Regions from separate parts of the Homo sapiens genome. Here region 2 is linked to region 1. Evidence: chromatin loops called from intact Hi-C (ENCODE). Cell type or tissue: left ventricle myocardium inferior. All regions are shown on one strand. Links, peaks and the distances in the headings refer to the core of each region. The heading gives the core; the rest is flanking DNA.

Region 1 (2,900 bases), core at 180-2,679:
TTTGTGCCACTCCTGGCTGCGCTTGGCAGCTCTGCATGTCACACATGAGGAATCCTGAGTCTCAAAATGGCCCAGGAATCCAGCATGAGCTGTGCTAGGAGTCAAGAGGTTTGCCACGACTGGGCTTGGTTCCTTGTTCATGAGCGAGCACGTCCCTCAGTCTGTCCATCTAGCTGGTGACGTTTCCTGAACACCAGGGGAGACCAGGCTCTGTTCTAGGCACGGGCAGCAGTGAGGAAGACTGCACGGCCCCTGAAGCTAGTGCTGGGGGACAGGGTTGGGGTGGCATGGCCCTCATCACCAGCCGCCTGCGAGTCTGTGCCAGAGCAGATTGGGGTGACAACAGACTGCACTGTGTGGGGTGAGGGGCAGCATGTGGCTGGCCCCCAAATGAGGGGAGATATGGTTAGGGAGGCACCTTGGCCTGTTGGCCATGGGTGGGAGTTACATTCTGGCCCCAGTGCAGGAAGATGAGGACAAGGCACAACATTCTTTAGTTTGCAGTCTGTAAAGTTCTCTCAGAGTTCTGTGGGAGGCATGGAGTATAGGGCAAGATGGAGAGAGGCCAGAGACTAGTTAGGGGCTGGCAGAGCCTTGGGTGAGGGATGGAGGAGCCTCGGGTGAGGGACAGAGGAGCCCCGGGTGAGGGATGATGGAGGAGCCCTGGGTGAGGGATGATGGAAGAGCCCTGGGTGAGGGATGACGGAGGAGCCCTGGGTGAGGGATGACAGAGGAGCCCTGGTTGAGGGATGATGGAAGAGCCCTGGGTGAGGGATGATGGAAGAGCCCTGGGTGAGGGACGGAGGAGCCTCAGATGAGGGACGGAGGAGCCCCAGGTGAGGGACGGAGAAATCCCAGGAGAGGGATGACGGAGGATCCCTGGATGAGGGATGGAGGAGCCCCGGGTGAGGGATGATGGAGGAGCCCCGGGTGAGGGATGATGGAGGAGTCCCAGATAGTGGATGGAGGAGCCCCGGGTGAGGGATGATGGAGGAGTCCTGGGTGAGAGATGATGGAGGAGCCCCAGGTGAGGGATGGAGGAGCTCTGAGGGGTGGGAGGGCTGGACTGGAGGGTGTCTAACCCTACCACCCTGCTTGCCAGGCACTGCTTCTGCCCGAGCTCCCCCAGTGCCAGTTGGAGGGTGGAAGCACTAGCTGCTATTTGGTCTGGAGGTTCTCATGGGACAGTGTTGTTATGTGACTCTCATGATCCCAGCCTGTGTCTGTGTAGCCAGCCCTCTGGTCCACCTAGTGGCCAACTGTCCCTGGAGCTGCCCATTGGCCTCACTGACCGTCCGTTCTCCAGCAGCATGGGCCCCCTGTCTGCTGGGTAGCCCTTGACCCTGCCATTGGCCGTCTGTGCCACCTGCCCACTGTGAAGGCATGTGACTTGGATCCTGGTGAAGGAGGTGGCTGTGTGGCGGGGTGGGCAGGTAAAGAAGCAGCACAGGGTCACCTCCCTGGAGGCCCCCATGACAGTGAGCTGGGTGCCTGGACTGTCGTGTGTCTGTGGGTCTGGGCGGCCACTGCACATCTCTCCCTGTCTCTGAGCAGCAGCTGGGGGCAGAACCACAGCTCTGCGGACCTGTTTATCTCAGTGCTTGACCAGATGCTCTGGGGGCAGGGCCTGTGTCCTGCACTGTGTGGCCCTAGGCAGGCAGGTCACTTCCTGTCGCAGGTGTACATCTGGATAAAGATGGTTCTGTCTTTGTGCCTGGTGGCGTTGTGTTGGGGACCATGGGACTGCGGGATAGAGGGGAGCAGCTCCAGGTGAGCTCTGGAGTCAGCTAGGGTGAGAGGTCCGTTCTAGCCTGGGGGCTGTGAGAAATGATTCCTCAGGCCAGACACAGCCCTTCTTAAAGTTAAGCCAGCAACGAGAATAACTCTCTTTGGAGGTCAGAGGGCATAGACCTGGAGGGAGCCTGTACCTGAGAGGCCCGAGTCTGTGGGACTCAGAGGATGAGCCCAGCCTTACTGAAGCTGCCCTCCCCACTCCCCTGCCATGCACTCCCTGCCCCCCAGAAAAACACTTTATGGGCTGGGCACGGTGGCTCACACCTGTAATCCCAGCACTTTGGGAGGCTGAGGCAGGCGGATCACAAGGTCAGGAGTTCGAGACCAGCCTAGCCAACCTGGTGAAACCCTGTCTGTACTAAACATACAAAAAATTAGCTGAGCGTGTTGGTGGGTGCCTGTAATCCTAGCTACTTGGGAGGCTGAGGCAGGAGAATCACTTGAACCTGGAAGGCAGAAGTTGCAGTGAGCCGAAACTGCGCCACTGCACTCCAGCCTGGGCAACAGAGTGAGACTCTGTCTCAAAAACAAACAAACAAGCAAAAAACACCCTATGAAGTCTCTGTTCGTGGCCCTGAAGGCAATGCCAGGAGTGACCTGATGGTATTTATGTTTAGGGAAGTCCCTCTGGCCACTTGAAGGGCCATCCTTTACTCCATCAAGTGAAGAAGAGAGGGACCTTGGAGGCAGCAGGAAGGTGAAGCCGCTTTCCCAGGACCCTCAAGGTCCAGGGATTCTGAGGCTTAGTCATGTCCTGGTATGTCTCTTTCTCTAGTTCCTTCTACAAAGCAGCTGTCCCAATAACAGTCCTGGGAAGGAACCAAGTGCTCACTGAAAGTTTGGAGCAGGAAGCTTTATAAGCAGGCAGATTTGGGTTCAGTTTGAGGGAAACCTTTCTAATAATTGAAACTGGCCCCACAGCAGACACTGTGTAGGGAAACTGTGTGTGTGGTGGGTGGGATTTCTCAGCCTCTGCACGGCTGACGTCTGGGCTGGAGAATTCTTTGTGTAGGGGCTTTCTGTGCGCTGTAGATGTTGAGTCCTGGTCTCCACCCAGCAGGTGCCAGGAGCACCTTGCCGCTTGCCCCACGCCCACATTTGACAAG
Region 2 (2,900 bases), core at 136-2,635, 450 kb before region 1:
TCTCAGCACTTTAGGAAGCCAAGGCGGGCAGATTACCTGAGGTCAGGAATTTGAGACCAGCCTGACCAACATGGTAAAACCCATCTCTACTAAAAATACAAAATTAGCCGGGCGTGTTGGTGCATGTCTGTAATCCCAGCTACTCAGGAGGCTGGGGTAGGAGAATCGCTTGAACCTGGAGGTTGAGGTTGCAGTGAGCTGAGATTGTGCCATTGCACTCCAGCCTGGGCAACGAGAGTGAAACTCCATCTCAAAAAAAAAAAAAAAAAAAAAAATTAGCTGGGCGTGGTGGCGGGCGCTGGTAGTCCCAGCTACTTGGGAGGCTGAGGCAGTAAAATTGTTTGAACCTGGGAGGCAGAGGTTGCAGTGGGCCAAGAACTCACCATTGCACTCCAGCCTGGATGACAGAGGAAGACTCCATCTCAAGAAAAAAAAATATATATGTATAGAAAAGAAAAGAAAGACTGTCTATGGGACTATTGGTTGGATTTCAACAGCAGTCACTGCTGAGCACACTGTAGCCCAGGTGGGGTGTGCATGATCTCATTATGGTGTTGTTGTGTCCTTTCTACAGACGGGGAAACTGGGGCTCTGAGAGCTGAGATTCAAACCCAGATTGCCTGAGTCCACACTGCACCCTCTGCCTACTGTGGCTGGGTGCCAGGAGCTACCTCGCAGCCAAGCCAAAGCCCTTTCCTGTCCTGCCTAGGGAATCTCAGCCCACCTCAGGCCCAAGGCTACCCGTAGCTTCCTTGGGGGAGACCTCTGTGAATGTCACAAGAGCCTGCAGTGGGGTGGGGGCTTCAGGCTCAGGCTGTGGAAGCCTCCTGTCCCCACTCCCTCCCTGTCCTGTGGCAGGGAGGGGACAGGGGTCAGCCTGCGACTTCTGAGCATGAGCTCACACCAGTAGAACACCATCACTCCCGGCCTAGAGGGAGTTGTCTGGTCCTGTTTCTGGTTGGGCCTGCGGTTTTCAAACTTGGACATGCATCAGAACTCTGTGAGAACACAGCTCACTGGGACCAGCCCAGAGGGGCTGATGCTGCTGGCCCAGGAACCCTACTCCAAGCCACCGGGCACAGCTGTCCCTGCAAGTTCTGAGGCAGGGATGTGGGCCAAGCTGAGGATTGACGCAGGGGCACAGGTAGGGGAGAGCCTGCTTCTGAGAAGCTGCCCCCTGTAAGTCTGGGGCCCAGTGCCTCCCACAAGCCCTCCCACTGTCCCTCAGCATGAGGCAGGTGTCCCTCCACTGTGGAAAAGTCAGGAGTCATCAGTGTGGCATGTTGGAAACAAACATACTATAAACATACCATTTTTAGTTATTTTCCTTGCATAAATCCGTGAAGGGACGAGGCCTAAAGAGGACTCCGTCCCAAGCCCGAGAGAGTCAGCCCACATGTTTTCATGCTGGTTGGGATCATTGTGTTCAGGCTGGGGATGTCCTCACTGGGTCAAGTAGAGGGTTGGTGAGCACATTCAGGCCAGCAGGTAAGCGAGTGTCGCCTTCATTTTGGTCAAGGATATGTCATCAGGGGCCAGGTGTGGTGGCTCACACCTGTAATCCCAGCACTTTGGGAGGCCAAGGCAGGCGGATCACTTGAGGTCAGGAGTTCGAGACCAGCCTGGCCAACATGACAACACCCCATGTCTACTGAAAATACAAAAATTAGCTAGCGTGGTGGTGCATGCCTGTAATCCCAGCTACTCGGGAGGCTGAGGCACGAGAATTGCCTGAACCAGGGGTTGGAGGTTGCAGCGGGTGGAAATTTTGCCACTGCACTCCAGCCTGGGTGACAGAGTGAGACCCTGTCTCAAAGAAAAAAAAAAAAAGATACATCATCTGGGACAATAACCTTGAAAAGCAGGGGTCCCAGACGACCTTATTTGCAGAGAATGCGACTGCAGACGGCAAGCAGGGGGGCATGCCCTTCGCTCTCTGTCCTCTGCTCTTTGCCCCGGCCACTGTCGGCCTCATCTGAAGGCCACCTGTGCCTCACGGTCTGAAAACGCTGGTTTCCACAGCTGCTTCTCCTTCCAAATTTCCCTGGAGTCTTGCTTTGGTGGCGAACCTCTGGTTCTATTCCTTCCTTTTAACTGAAGCCTATAGGAAAAATTTGGAAGTTGAAATATGCCAGTCCAAGGAAGGTGGACGTGGAGTTCTGAGGGTGGGGGTGCTGCCAGGGAAGTGGCACTGTGCAGGGGACCGCCCCTGGGACCCCCTGGTTCCTGTCAAGAGCAGGTAGGGGCTGGGCGCGGTGGCTCACGCCTATAATCCCAGCACTTTGGGAGGTCAAGGAGAGTGGATCACCTAAGGTCAGGAGTTCAAGACCAGCTGACCAACATGGTGAAACCCCGTCTCTACTAAAAATACAAAAATTAGCTGGGCGTGGTGGCAGGCGCCTATAATCCCAGGTATTCAGGAGGCTGAGGCAGGAGAATAGCTTGAACCCAGGAGGCAGAGGTTGCAGTGAGCTGAGATCGCACCACTGCACTCCAGCCTGGGCGACAGAGCGAGACTCTGTCTACACACACACACACACACACACAGACACACACACACACACAGATCAGGTAGGATGTGAGGTGTGTCCTCATGGCCGGACATGGGGTGGGTGGGGCCAAACAACCACAGGGACTCGTCCTGTGGCCACTGCTGCTCAGGAAGTGGATCCCAAGGAGCAGAGTCGCCAGACCCCTCAGTTCCCAGCTCCACATTTAAGGCAGGTCTGGCCATGAGCCAGGCCTCTGCATGTGACCTGGGGCCTCACTGTGGCATGGCTGCCTGTCCCACCTGTGGATGTTGCCTGTGCTGTGTAGAAGCCACATAGCCTCCGGGGCGGCTCCCCAGAATGCCACATTTCCTGTCTCTGGCTCTGATGGCGTCTAGGCTGGCAGGGGTC

What was found. Peaks named below come from ENCODE experiments on the same cell type or tissue, not always from the same donor. Only the 100,000 strongest peaks of a DNase experiment are listed, where the experiment ranks them.
Region 2: a loop joins it to region 1, with 7 times the contacts of the local background. A loop is called at or near these places in 4 of 110 quality-filtered maps.

Annotation. Positions count from the first base shown.
Region 1 is chr9:93,586,574-93,589,473 of GRCh38, forward strand. All of the region lies in intron 1 of PHF2 (PHD finger protein 2), which reads left to right. Among named protein-coding and RNA genes, the nearest start is that of MIR548AU, 6.8 kb to the right of the region's middle. RefSeq lists an enhancer at 1,636-2,136. In left ventricle myocardium inferior, for the core only: a CTCF peak has its summit at 1,253 (motif pointing left); no DNase peak of the experiment used is centred there; H3K27ac peaks cover 414 bases.
Region 2 is chr9:93,141,336-93,144,235 of GRCh38, forward strand. All of the region lies in intron 1 of LOC124902212 (a long non-coding RNA gene), which reads left to right. Among named protein-coding and RNA genes, the nearest start is that of NINJ1, 8.5 kb to the left of the region's middle. RefSeq lists enhancers at 1,617-2,489, 2,490-2,900. In left ventricle myocardium inferior, for the core only: no CTCF peak of the experiment used is centred there; no DNase peak of the experiment used is centred there.